Regions from separate parts of the Homo sapiens genome. Here region 2 is linked to region 1. Evidence: read pairs that join two places in POLR2A ChIA-PET (ENCODE). Cell type or tissue: PC-9. All regions are shown on one strand. Each heading gives the region's core, and the rest is flanking DNA. Links, peaks and the distances in the headings are about the cores only. Region 1 overlaps LOC105370913 (a long non-coding RNA gene). Region 2 overlaps TBC1D2B (TBC1 domain family member 2B).

What was found. ChIA-PET counts read pairs that join two places held together with the same protein. Peaks named below come from ENCODE experiments on the same cell type or tissue, not always from the same donor. Only the 100,000 strongest peaks of a DNase experiment are listed, where the experiment ranks them.
Region 2: POLR2A ChIA-PET joins it to region 1 with 5 read pairs; 2 of 35 experiments call an interaction of 5 or more read pairs at or near these places.

What each region holds. Positions count from the first base shown.
Region 1 is chr15:78,688,992-78,695,711 of GRCh38, forward strand. LOC105370913 (a long non-coding RNA gene) reads right to left here. Exons shown (of 3, transcript XR_932509.2): 3 at 3,585-3,903. Among named protein-coding and RNA genes, the nearest start is that of CHRNB4, 51 kb to the left of the region's middle. In PC-9, for the core only: no CTCF peak of the experiment used is centred there; no DNase peak of the experiment used is centred there.
Region 2 is chr15:78,004,646-78,011,365 of GRCh38, forward strand. TBC1D2B (TBC1 domain family member 2B) reads right to left here. Exons shown (of 13, transcript NM_144572.2): 10 at 4,352-4,469. Among named protein-coding and RNA genes, the nearest start is that of TBC1D2B, 70 kb to the right of the region's middle. In PC-9, for the core only: no CTCF peak of the experiment used is centred there; DNase peaks (open chromatin) are centred at 3,736 and 4,036; H3K27ac peaks cover 1,712 bases.

The sequences.
Region 1 (6,720 bases), core at 1,007-6,006:
CAAACTCCTGAGCTCAAGCCATCCTTCTGCCTGAGCTTCCCAAAGTGCTGGGATTGCAGGTGTGAGCCACTGTGCCTGGTGGCTCACACATTAAGTATTCTTAATAATATGTCTTGCAGATTGTTTTGTATCATTATATCTAGAGCTATCTCACTCAACAACTGCATATAATCCCACTGCATGAATGTATCATGATTTATTTATCTGGTCATTATAAGTAGACATTTAGGTTGTTTTTAATCTTTTTCAGTTATGAACAGCTCTATAGTGAATGTTCTTTTCATTTTTTGTTGTTTTTGAGATGGAGTTTCACTCTGTCGCCCAGGCTGGGGTGCAGTGGCATGATCTCAGCTTGCTGCAACTTTTGCCTCCTGGGTTCAAGCGATTCTCCTGCCTCAGCCTCCTGAGTTGCTGGGACTACAGGTGCGTGCCACCACTCCCAGCTAATTTTTTATTTTTAGTAGAGACGGGGTTTCACCATGTTGGCCAGGCTGGTCTCGAACTCCTGACCTCAGGTCATCTGCCCACCTTAGCCTCCCAAAGTGCTGGGATTACAGGTGTGAGCCACTGCGCCTGGCCTCTTGTCATGTTTTTAAGATTAGTTCTTAAAGCCAGTGTAGTAGAAGATGAAGCATGTTTCTCACCCTCTCCATGTTGGACTGCATTTTTCAGGGAAATTGTGCTATCTGGAGAACCATATTTGGCTCAGAGGATCAGGAGTGCTTGGATCCTACCCTGGTCTAACTCCTCCCTTCCCCACATCTGGGCCAATGAGAGATGGAGGAAAAAAAGCAAGGAACAACTCATTCTTGGGCTGAAAGCCTAAGGATGTGGTCATTGGAGGACAAAAAGCAAGGAACAACTCATTCTTAGAGGGGCTGAAAGCCTAAGGCCATGCTCATTGGAGGACAACCCTTCCTCTAACCCAGAGTTTCTCTTTGACTTTTTTCTTTTCTTTTTTTTTTTTTGAGACTTAAGTCTTGCTTTGTCACCCAGGCTGGAGTGCAAGGGTGCAATCTCAGCTCACTGCAATCTCCGGCTCTCGGGTTCAAGTGATTCTTGTACCTCAGCCTCCTAGGTAGCTGGGACTATGGGCACCTGCCACCACACTTGGCTAATTTTTGTATTTTTGGTAGAGATGGGGTTTTACCATGTTGGCCAGGCTGGTCTCAAACTCTTGACCTCAGGTGATTTGCCTGCCTCAGCCTCCCAAAGTGCTGGGATTACAGGCATGAGCCACCGCACCTGGCCTCTCTGACATTTTGGACTAGATAGACCTTTTTTCTATCTAGTTCTTTACCTCAATGTAGAGGTCACAATGTCAGGCTAAGGCTTTCTAATAAAGCTTCTGGTTGTCATGTAGTGGGAGAGAGGAGAGCTGAAATCAGTATTGTGAGATATGGCTGAAATGTCTGCTGTAGCTCCAGGTGAGAGAGGCCCAAGACCTAGCATGGGAACAAAACCTCCCAAGATCTGGCAAGCCAAGCAAGTTTCTGCTTTCTTGATGTTCCTCTCTGATGCATAAAGATCACAGCTTTTGCCAGCCAAGGTGGCTCATGCCTGTAATCCCAGTACTTTGGGAGGCTGGGGCAGGAGGATTGCTTGAGCCCAGGAGTTTTGGACCAACCTGGGCAACATGGCTAGACCCCATCTCTACAGTAAAAAAATACAAAAATTAGCCAGGCATGATGGCGTGCACCTATAGTCCCAGCTACTCGGGAGGGTGAGGTGGGAGGATTGCTTGATCCTGGGAGGCAGAAGTTGCGGTGAGCTGAGATCACACCACTGCACTCCAGCCTGGGAGACAAAGTGAGACCCTGTCTCAACAAAACAAAAGAAAACACCTTTGAAAAGAGATGGGGTAAAAAAGATCACAGAACAAAGAGTTAAAAAAAAAAAACAGATTGTTCTTTAATTAAGAACAACTAGGGCTGGGCAGAATTGAAGCTGTTTCCCCTGCCAGATGATTGGACACCTTGCCTTTTAGGAGCAGGGTCTGGATGGGAGTGGGGGAAAAGCTTCCTTCAAAACCAACTTTCAGAGAGTTGGATGCTTTTTGGAGAGGACTGAATTTGGATTAGGCATTCATATTTATTTCTGCCCTTTGCAGTCATGTCATGCAAGCTAAATCGTTTCTTAAAACCAGTATTTCCACCCCTTCCAAAAGGAACTTTATCATGTAAACTGAGCGCCTGCAATCCAACCCTATAATGACTTGATTCGTCCTGGGAAAGCTCCTGCCTTTAATCCTTTTCTCCCTCATCTCCTGGTGCCAGGAAGGGCCCCCACAGGACCCTCCCAGGTCTGGAGGTGTTCCTCACTGTCACTCTCTCCTCCTCACATCACCTGCTGGCCCCGAGGCCTTCTCAGTGATGGGGAGGGTTTGGCTAGAGCCTTAGCGGGAGGAAGCCAGGAGATGCTTCCCTAGGTCAATCCCTGGGCAGGCCCCACTTCCTTCATTTCCTCATTCGTTCATCCAGTTAACACATGCTTAGTGCTTCTCATATGCCAAGCACTGTGCTCTGCACTTCACTCTGTGAGCTCTGATAATAGGGACTAGTATTAGTTTTCATTTATGGATGAGGAAATCAAGGCTCAGAGGGGTTAAGTCACTTGCCTGAGACCACATGGTTAATGAGTGGCTTTGCTGTACTGGGGACCTAGAGTCTGAATCCAGCCAAGCGACTTCCAATGCCAAGCTCACACCAGATCCACACTCGGAGCAGAGGAAGCCACATTGCAGCGGAAAACAAGGGCTTCCTGGAAGTGGTATGTGGCCTGAGGCCAGGAAAGACCAGGCTGGGAGAGGGCTACTGACTGCTTACTGTAATCAGCTTCAGATTTTCGGCATCAACAAGGCAGAACCCCAGTGAGACAGGCCAGGGTGACAGGAGGCTCTTTGGTGACCCTGGATGGGCTCTGCTCATGGGGATTTGATCCCACCATTAGTTTTTGAGCTCTTGCCACATGCCAGACACAGGCCCTGCCCCAGGAATCCCACATATTATCATGTGCCATGGCCTGGGTCTCGGCTATGGCTTCAGTGGCTCATGTTCCCCTCTTCCTGGACACCCATCTTGGACGATCCTACAGCCTCAGGCCAAGGCATCCCCAGAATCCCCCCAAGCTTCTGGGCCCCTGCCTGGCAAGACTGATGCTGATCAGAGTCCTGCCCCATCCCCCTGCTCCCAGTCCAGGCCAGGGATGGCTTCTATTTACCTGGGTCTTCCCCGAGCTCAGCTGAGCTCCAGCTCATAGTGAATCACATGTTGGGAATCAGCTGAGAGCTGGCCCTGAAGATCCCTGAATAATGCATCAAAGCCCTTCTCCCCTGCAGAGCCATTAGGGTGGGGGTGAGGGGGATAATGCAGAGGAGTCAGTGTGTTTCCCACCCCAGGAAGAATACTAGGGTTCCAAAGGCCTTTGCCCTGGTGTGCATGGGCTTGAGACTCAAAGGTCCACAGGACTGGGTGACCCAGTACATAGGTAAACCAAGGCGGGTTTCGGATGACTACAAAACCAGTACATCCTCCAAAAGAGGGCAAAGGAGGTTCAGCTTCCAAATATTCAGACTTTTGCCATTGGAAACTTTAAGAAAACAAAACAACATTTTATTTTTAGCATCCATATAAAAGTTGTATTGCATGGTTTATGGTTTTGTTTTTATTTTGAATTTTCTCCCCTGTGCAGAAGCACCAAAGCATCTTCAGTGCTAAGACCTGGAAAAGTCGAAGTCCCTCCTGGAGATCCAGTCACACCACAGGAGAGCAGAGCTGGGGGTGCCTGCTGAGTTCACTCCATCCACCCCACCCCACTCCCAGAACCGTACAGGCTGAGCAGTCCAGGCCAATTCAGGTACCCTCTTCTGGCTCTATGAAGAAAGTCTAGGAAGGGAGTGGAGAGCTGCAGAGAAGAAAGAGGGAGGGGATCAGAAGGAGGAGGAGGAGCAAGAGGAGGAAGGGGAGGGGGAGGGGGAACAGAGTGCCAGACTGACAGAAATTTTTGCACCTCCTGGCATCCTGTTCCCACCCTGGGCCTAACTGAGCCTTCCCAGGTGCTATGCACTGAATGTTTGTATCCTGCATGATGAAATTAATGCCCTTATAGGAAGAAACACGAGCAAGTAGGCCTTCTCTCTCTCTCTTTGCCGTGTGAGGATATAGCAAGGAGGTTCCATAGGAGAAACCAAGAAAAGAGTCCTCACCCAACCCAAACCATGCTGGCAGCCTGATCTCCAACTTCCCAGCCTCTAGAACTATGAAAAATAAATGACTGTCTAAGCCACCTAGTAATTTGTTATAGCAGCCTGAGCTGACTAAGGCACCAGATCACTATGTGACTTGGCTGCCTACTCTCTCTCTTTGCTGTCCAGACTCTGGGGACCCTGGTTCTCTGCCCTTTCTCTAGCTCTCCTTCTCTGTGTGCCATCCTTCTCGCAGTCTGCAGCCTCTGCTGATCCTTAGTCCACTGCTCTTGGGCATCTCTTCCACCTGTGACCACTCTCTCCTCATTCCCTCTGGGATGAGCTCACTCCCCTTTGGTACCAATTACTATCTATGGCTGTGGGTCTTGACCTTGGATAGACTCTCCAGGGACTCTGAGTGATTGGTCTGGGTGCAGCCTGGCCATAGGGCATTCTGAAAGCTCCCCAGGCCATTCTAATATAGACCACTGGACAGTAAAGGGTTAGTTTGCTCAGCAGCCTTGGGTCACTCCAACCCTGCACATTCCAAAAAGAGGATTGGCCCTTGACCACATCTGGGGAGATAACTTTAGAATATTCTGCCTTTTATTTATTTATTTATTTTTTTTTTTGAGGTGGATTCTCACTCCATTGCCCAGGCTGGAGTGCAGCGGCACGATCTGGGCTCACTGCAAACTCTGCCTCCTGGGTTCAAGCGATTCTCCTGTCTCAGGTTCCCGAGTAGCTGGGATTGCAGGCACCCACCACCAGGCCTGGCTAATTTTTTTCTATTTTTAGTAGAGACGGGGTTTCGCCATGTTGGCCAGGCTAGTCTCGAACTCCTGACCTCAGTTGATCCACCTGCCTCGGCCTCCCAAAGTGTTGGGATTACAGGCGTGAGCCACCATGCCCACACCTGGCTGAATATTCTGCCTTGTAAGAATGTTTTTGTATGCCTGAGACTTTGGGCCTTGGTGTATCAATACGACTTCTTTAAGGACTGAAGCCTGAGTAGCTGGGGTCAGTCACCCAGGAGCTGCATGCCTGCATGACTGACCCCCCAAGAAAAACCTTGAACACTAAGGCTTGCCTGGGTGGGCTTCCCAGGTAGACAACACTTAGCATGTGCTGTCACACATCATTGCTGGGAGAATTAACCACTGTCTGTGCAACTCCACTGGGAAAGCATAACTGGAAGCTGGTGCCTGGTTTCTCCTAGACTTTGTCCCTTTTCCCTTTGCGGATTCTAATCTGTATCTTTTCCCTGTAATGAACCATGACCAAGGGTATAATGGCTTTTCTAAGTCCTTTGCATCCTTATAACAAATCATTGAGCCCATGGCTGGTCTTAGGGATCCTCTACACGACCACCAAGACCAGGAACACTGAGCTGCAGTATACACATTGCTGAGCCCCACTCCAGAGATTCTGATTCAGTGCACCTGGGGTGGGCTTAGCAGCCTGCCTGGTTAGTAAGTTCCCCAACACTCTGCTCTGCTCCCATTCAGTGAATACAGGCTGCATGGCTGCCTGTCCCCTCTCCCTACCCTCTAAAGGCCAGTCACCCAGTCCTCTCAACCATCTCCACAGTCTCATCTCTTCCTTCTTACCCTCCTCTTTGCTTCATCCCCCAGTTTCATTCCACTCGCCACACTGTAGCCAAATTAAAATCTGAGTCTGGCGTTTCCCTTTGGGAAGGTGCTCAGTAGCTACGTACATGTGTTCCAAACTCTTGGTGGCATTCAGGGTCTTTCTTGGCCTTTTCAGCCTCCCCTCTAACCACAACACATACTGTCCCTTCCAGCCTTGGGGAATTCCTTGCAGCCTCAGAATAGGAGGCCTCCTCCATCTGCAGTGCCCTTTGCCCCCCTCTCTACATCCTCTCCTAGTCTACTCACCAGCCTGGATTGCAATTGCTCATTTGCTTACCTGACCCCCCCTCTCTATGCCAGAACCTGGCAGCTTCATACAAGTCCCTTAATAACTATATGTTCAATGAATGAATGAATGAATGAATGAATGAATGAATGAATGAGAGTCTTGTTCATCTGAGTTCCCAAGGCCCAGCATGGTGCTTGGCACATGATAGGTTCAAATAAATGAGAGATGAATGAACAGCTTTTGCACCCCACCCTCAAGCCCACCTCCCTTCCTTTGTCTCCCCTCCTTTCTGTCATTCTCCTTTATCACTGAGGGTCCTTTTTTGGTTATACTCTGATTCTGCTACCCAGGGGCACTTCTGTGGAAAGCCTCAGCTGCCTCCTGATTGGTCCTTTTACCTCCAGCCCCAGCAGATAAGGAACTGAGAGCTTGCAGGGGGCAGCTGAGGAAGACTGCAAATCAGTGTCAAATATCTATGTAGAGCTGAACTTGATTTGAACCTCCCATAAGCCCAGGGAGGGTGGCAATATTCTCATCAATTTACAGATGAGGAAACTGAGGTTCAGAGAGGTTGAGTGTTTGCACATAGTAGCTTGATAGCAGAGATGGGATGAGAACACAGACCTTCAGCCATACATCTTTGTGCTCTTCCTTTT
Region 2 (6,720 bases), core at 1,096-6,095, 680 kb before region 1:
ACTTTGATGCTTTTAATTCTAATCAATTGGACAATTGGATTTTATGGGAAAAAAATAAAAATAAAAACCTAGTACCAACCTACTAAACCAATTTCTCTATCCATAGTGTAAAAAACAACTATAGTCATCCCTTGGTGTATACACAAAAAGCTGGCCCTCCGTATAAGAGGGTTTCACATCCTGTGAATACTGTATTTTCAATCTGTGTGTAGTTGAAAAAATCCACATGTAAGTGGACCCATGCAGTTCAAACCCACGTTGTTCAAGGGTTAACTGTACATATTTTCCTATACTTCATGCCCAGCCAGGAGCTGCCTTTCAGGAGCTGTAAAGTGGCAAGGGAGATGGACGGCTCACTGTAAGACCAGCTAATGATGATGTAATTCATTCAGCCTGGAGTATCCAGCTGCAGACGTCCAAGAGGGAGGGGCATATCAGCTGGCCCTGACATGGGAGAAGATCCTTGTACACATCTCTTCTCCCAACTAGGAGGCAGACTGTGCCTCACTCTTAAGGCTGCTCGGGTGCTTGGCGGAGGGCTGGTGTGGAGCAGGCTGCCAGGAAACGCTTGCTCTGGCCTCTGTTCAAGCTCCCTCCTCCACTGAGCTCTGGAGGACATGGAATGACTGTGTCATTCATCTCTGTGTCCTCAGCACCTAGCAAGGTCCTGGCACAGAACATGCACTCAAAGCATGGAATGAATGGAAAAGCTGACAAGCATGTGGACTGCAGTAGCAGTGGGCACGGGGCTCGGGCACTTGGTTCTGGCAGGAGGCAGTTTGACAGTGATTGGCAAAGCCCAGTGCTCAGGGTTGACAGCACACTCAAAGCTATCCGCATTTTAAGAGCCACCTTACGCAATGGCCATCGATAAGTGGGAGGATAATTAAACACATTCTAGCACCCACCTGATGGAATATTAGGCCACCAAATAGGATGGGTACACAGTATAAAATGACATGGGAAAATGCTCATGCTATAATGTGAACAAGCCAGGATACACTGTGCTCTCAATTTGGATACCTATGTGAACTAGGGGGAGAAAAGCAAAAGGAAATACATCAAAATGCTAACCACGGTTCTCCAGTTGGTAGAATAACAGGCAATTTTCATTTTCTTCTTAACATCTTTCTATACTGCCTGACTTCTGTTTAGTGATCATCTATTACTTGTATAGTCAGGGGGGAAAAAGTCTCCTTAGATTTTACATTTATGTTTATGTGACAATGTGATGCAAATTTTATCTTAAATCCAGACATTTAAAATAGGTCTTCCCCTATAACAATACTACCAACTTTTATTGAGTTTTTACAATGTTCTAAGCATTACATTCAACTTTTTTTAATGCATCATCTCAATTCAACCTCAAAAGTCTATGTGAGGGGGGTATTACTCTCATCTTACATATGGGGAAACTGAGGCACAGAGATGTTAAATGATGTGTCCAAGCTCCACAGCTCACAGGAGGTAGGGCCTGGGTTGTGATCTACTACATGTGACCCTCCCCCCAAGTTCCTAACCAATGTGCTTGACCACACCTCAATGGAATTAAGAAAGATCAATGCTTCATTTTTCTTATTCTGAAACATTGAGTCATTTGATATTTTAAATTTGAGTCTTTGAAAGCTATTAGCTTTCAGGTGCCCATGAACACACAAAACTTTCTTTACTGACCCTCTAATCCCACCCGACTGACTGCTGCCTCTTCCTGTTGCTGTTCATTTCCTACACACCAACGCAACAGAACAATACATTTCTTGGGTAATTAGCAAGTGAAGCAATCACAGGGAGACCAGATGAGCTTCTCCTGGGATCCACTGACATCTGAGAAACTGGGACAGGGACCTGAAGGGGGCAGCTGTGGCGAAAGCCCACCCTCTGGGAAGGTGAGAGCTCCAGCTCTCTTGCCATCCTCCTGTGATGTTCTAGGAGGCCGTGGGCACAGACAGGCAAGTTTAGGCCCAGAGTTGCAGAGGCCTGAGTTCAAACCCCAGCTCAGCCCCTCATCGGTGGCACCTCAGGCAAATTGCTTATTAGTGTCTTCGGCTCCCAGTTTTCTCCCAAGTCAAATAGGGATACTGATGGCTCAAGCGTGCAGGCTCTGTGCAGTTGTACAGCTGCTGGCACGGGGCCAGGGCTCAGTAAATGCCAACTCTCTTTCCCTGGTCAAAGAGTAGCTCATGTAAGTTCAAACATTTACTGTGTGGGGTGCCAGGCATACAGGAAAAGGAAAAAGAAAGAAAAAGGAAAGACAGGGCCGTGGCCCTCAGGTACCACTGACTAGCTGGAGGACAAGCAGGCACACAAGGATGATCCAATCAGGTGGCCACTGTCCTGGAGGCCTGCACCCGAGCAGCGGGAACAGCAGCAGGGGCCCGTGCCTGCCTTGGGGCGGGAAGGACCACTCACAAAGGAGATGGCCTGTGTGCTAAGGCTGCACAGGAGCTTCCCAGGGAGATGAGCGATGGGATGTTGTTCCAGTAGAGGGATTATGTAGGAGAGTACCCAGAGGATGGGCATGCCCAGAGAACACACGCCCCATCAGCGGGCAGGAAGGAGGGCCCTGGCAGCGTTCGAAGGCATCTTTACCCTGAGGAGCCCCAGACAACAGCAGCAGAGGGATGAGACTGAATACCTGAGTGAGACAGAGGTTAAACTGGAGCTGTGGGTGAGTGGCAGCAGGAAGAAAGGAGAGAGGCAACTGCAGTGATGGAGACAGGCCGGTGGCCCCACTGTGGTGAAAGGGACAAAAAGGGGACACAGATGTAAGCTTCCAGGCAGGCGGCAGCACTAGAAATGGTGACGACAGGGATACAGGGGAAGGAGGCAGGAGTCCAGGATGGCTTGAGTTTCCAGCCTGGGGAGCTAGAGATGTGAGGAGCACAGGCGGGAACAGGAGGCAATAATGAGGACCCTCCCTCCAAAGGCAGAAATGCGAATGCAAAGAACACTTGCTCAGGGTCCAGCCAGGAAAACAGAAATCCCTCTAAATATGTGTCACAGAGTGAATGTCATCCAGGGGCTGGCCACACTGGTGAGAGAAAAGCTGAGAAGCCAAACAGCTGACAGTGAGGCAGCCCAGAGTTATAGCAAGGGCAGAAAGCCACCCTGCAGGGGAGCAATGAAGGGAGCCGGTGGGGTCAGCTGTTGGCACAGAGGACCCACCGGACAGGAGCTGGGCACAGAGGAGACAAAGCCACCTTCAGAGGCAGTGCCCGAGATGGGGAGAGGGAAAACCCCTTCAGTCCCTCCTGTCACCCTTCAGTCTCCTGCCAGCACCTCCCGCTGGCCTGCAGGGCCAGGCCTTGCAACACCAAGTGGTGCAGGAGAAGGGCAAGGAGAGGCTGTGAGCAGGCAGGCCAGGCGGGGGCACAGACCTGGAGAAGAGACACGAGACAGGGCAGGCACACACGGGGACAGCTGTGGCTAAGAGAGAAGCTGCCTGAGTCTGGGCCACATGCGAAGGGCCGGCTTACGGGGAAGCCAGTGCTGGCAGCAGCCCCAGCCCAGCCTAGGGATGATTCAAGGGCCAAGGATCTGGTCCAGGGCCAGGACTGTCCCAAGCAAAGGCAGAAACACTGGGCTCTCCCAGCCCTTATCACTCTGCCCTGGCCCCTGGCGTCAGACTCCAGGTGTGGATGGCATGAAATGCGCCACTCAGACTCCCACTGCAGGAGGTGACTGCAGGCCCCACTGCTGCCCCTCTGGTGCATCACCACGTTCATTCCCAGCAGCAGGGCATGGGTGCGGCAGCGGCAGGAATGCAGCCCATCTGTGGAGGCAGGTGCCTTGGTCACTGCCCTTGGCTTGAGGGCTCCCCACTGGCCCTGCCCAGACTTCCTCAGGACTGCATGGTGGTCACTGCACAGGGTCTGGGACTCTCCTCCCCATCCTCCTCCCTTCCTGGGGCTGGAACTTCTCTGTCCCTTGTCCTCCACAGGGGCTTCCCCCCGCCGAAGTCTCTGGTTTGTCTCATTCCAGCCTGACATTGCTTCTTGAGAGCCTGAGCTAACACACCAGTCACCCAAGCACACCTGGATTATGACTCAGCCCACTGGTAGGCCTGTGTCCGGGGAAGACAGTGCAGAGCAGTGAACACAATGTTAGGCCTGCAGGACGGGTCTGTCTCTGCTGGTTCGCAGGGGGCTGAATGAGCCCAACTCGGCCTCAGTCACAAACAGCAGGCCATGACTGGGGACAGCCTCTGAGATGTGGCCTGCTGTCTTCAGGAATCAGTCTCTGAAGTCACATACACAAAGCAACCCCTCACCCTGACCGCAGGTTTAATTCAGGTCACATTTCAGCTGCAATTCTAAAAGTGGTGACTAAAACACAGAATTTTCAGAACTACCTGGGATCCTAAAAGAGTCTTTGTATAATAGTCTCGAGGCATGAAAACTTCCACTATGGTAACGAGACACCAGAAAGCATCTTCTTGTTCCAGGTACAGGAGGGCCACTGCCACCAACCTACAAGCAAAGGGAGGACAAGATGAGAGCCCAGGCACAGACAGCTGCTACTACAGTCTCCACAGAGACCATCTGCTTTAAGCCACTTTTTCTCTCATGGCCAAAATTATTTCTAGTTCTCCAATAAAGAATAATAAGGACCTGGCTTAATGGCTCACGCCTATTATACTAGCACTCTGGGAGGCCAAGACAGGAAGATCACTTGAGGCTAGGAGTTTAAGACCAGCCTGGGCAACATAGCAAGACTCCATCTCTAAAAAAACAAAAAACCAAAAATCAGCCAGGAGTAGCGACGCACACCTGTAGTCCTAGCTACCCAGTAGGCTGAGGCAGGAGGATCACTTGAGCCCAGGAGGTGGAGGCTACAGTGAATGATAATCGCACTACTGCACTCCAGCCTGTGCAACAGAACAAGACCTTGTCTCATTAAAAAAAAAAAAGGAGGGGGTGCATTTCCTAAAATTTGAGAAGCAAAGCTACTTTTCCCCACTTTCATTTGGTTTTTGTTCAAAGATGAAATTGTTTCCCAATGATCAGCCAGCCTCATTAAAAAAAAGTTTTCATTATAAGATTTTTGCGGCTGGGCGCAATGGCTCACGCCTGTAATCCCAGCACTTTGGGAGGCCGAGGCGGGCAGATCACGAGGTCAGGAGATTGAGACCATCCTGGCTGACACGGTGAAACCCTGTCTCTACTAAAGATACAAAAAAATTAGCCAGGCGCGGTGGCGGGCGCCTGTAGTCCAAGCTACCTGGGAGGCTGAGGCAGGAGAATGGCGTGAACCCGGGAGGCAGAGCTTGCAGTGAGCCGAGATAGCTCCACTGCACTCCGGCCTGGGCGAGAGAGCCAGACTCCGTCTCAAAAAAAAAAAAAAAAAAAGATTTTTGCAAATGCAGCTGATTCTTTGAGTTCATCAAGAAGTTCCAAATAACCCTTTTATGCACAAAAATTCCAGATGTGAATGTAAGTAACAAAGAATACAGAATGGTTTAAAACAGCTTTCCCAACACCATCCTGCTTCCAGGCTGAAGGAATAAAATGGGCTGCAGATGAGGGCACCCCAAAGGAGCTAACAGCGCTGTGCCCACTGCATGCACAGCAGGGGAAGAGGACCATGTGTCTCACTTGCTTTGTTGTTCATAACGGAAACTGGGGTCAGCTATTTACATGCTGTCACTAATCAATAGCCCTGGTATGGCTCCAAGCGGGAATCTGGAGCAGCAGGATGGAAAGGAAGAGGTGAGAGAAAGGCCTCCCTCTACTCAGCTGAAATCCAAAACTTCTGCCCATCACACGAAGCTTATAAGCAACACTCATGGGAAAATCCCTGAAGCCATTTCTCAGAATATTTTTCTTAGATAAAACTATAATGAACTCATCTCAAATTAAATGGAAAAAAAGTCCAGGAAGGGGATGTCTCAAGTATGCAGGGATGGGATGGAAAGGAGAATGGTGACCACTGGCAGAGACAGAGGAGAGAAAAACAAGACACGCAAGCAGAGACACCAAATTGAGAGACAGGACTCGATGGCGCCAGGAGAAGGGGTAGAGAGTCTGAAAGCGACAGAGCCTTTGAGGACATCACTTAAATTCACCAATATTCCAGATGACAGGTCTGAATCACCATCATCTAGACAAGGCTACAGTTGTCCTTCTAAAGTTCTGGGTGCTCAGAAGCCATGAACATGTACCAAATACTGTGAAGAAAAAAATCCCAAAGAATTACAATTCAGAGGTTTTAACGGTGGTGAGGGCGGAAGTGTAGACAGAAAGCTTCAATTATCTGGAAGTGTCATTTATGTAGGAAAAAACTGATTCCATGACAATGCCAGATAAATGGAGCATTACTGTACCCCAAACAGGCATACTCAAGTCCTCACCAGGACCCTGAGTTTCACGGGTTTCCAGCTTCCAGGAATTTTTAGATTGAGTATGCAATGTGAATGGTGGCTTTAAGCAAAACAAAACTGCTTTATTAGGCAGGATCCTACTTACAGGCTTTTTAAAAGTGGAGACTGTCTAGGAGTAGCTATAGTCCCTTTCACCTTCTGAGGGCACATAGAGAGGCTGCCCTATCCTCACCACCACAGAGACAATGACTTACTGAAAACCATTTGGTTTCAGGTCTTAACCAAATAACATTCCAGCTTAAAATCCTTTCTTCCTGCAGTACTCTCATTTCAGACACAAATAGAAAACCCTTACCTGGAGGTCAATACCTGGCATGGAGCAGGAGCAAAAAAGGCCTGTG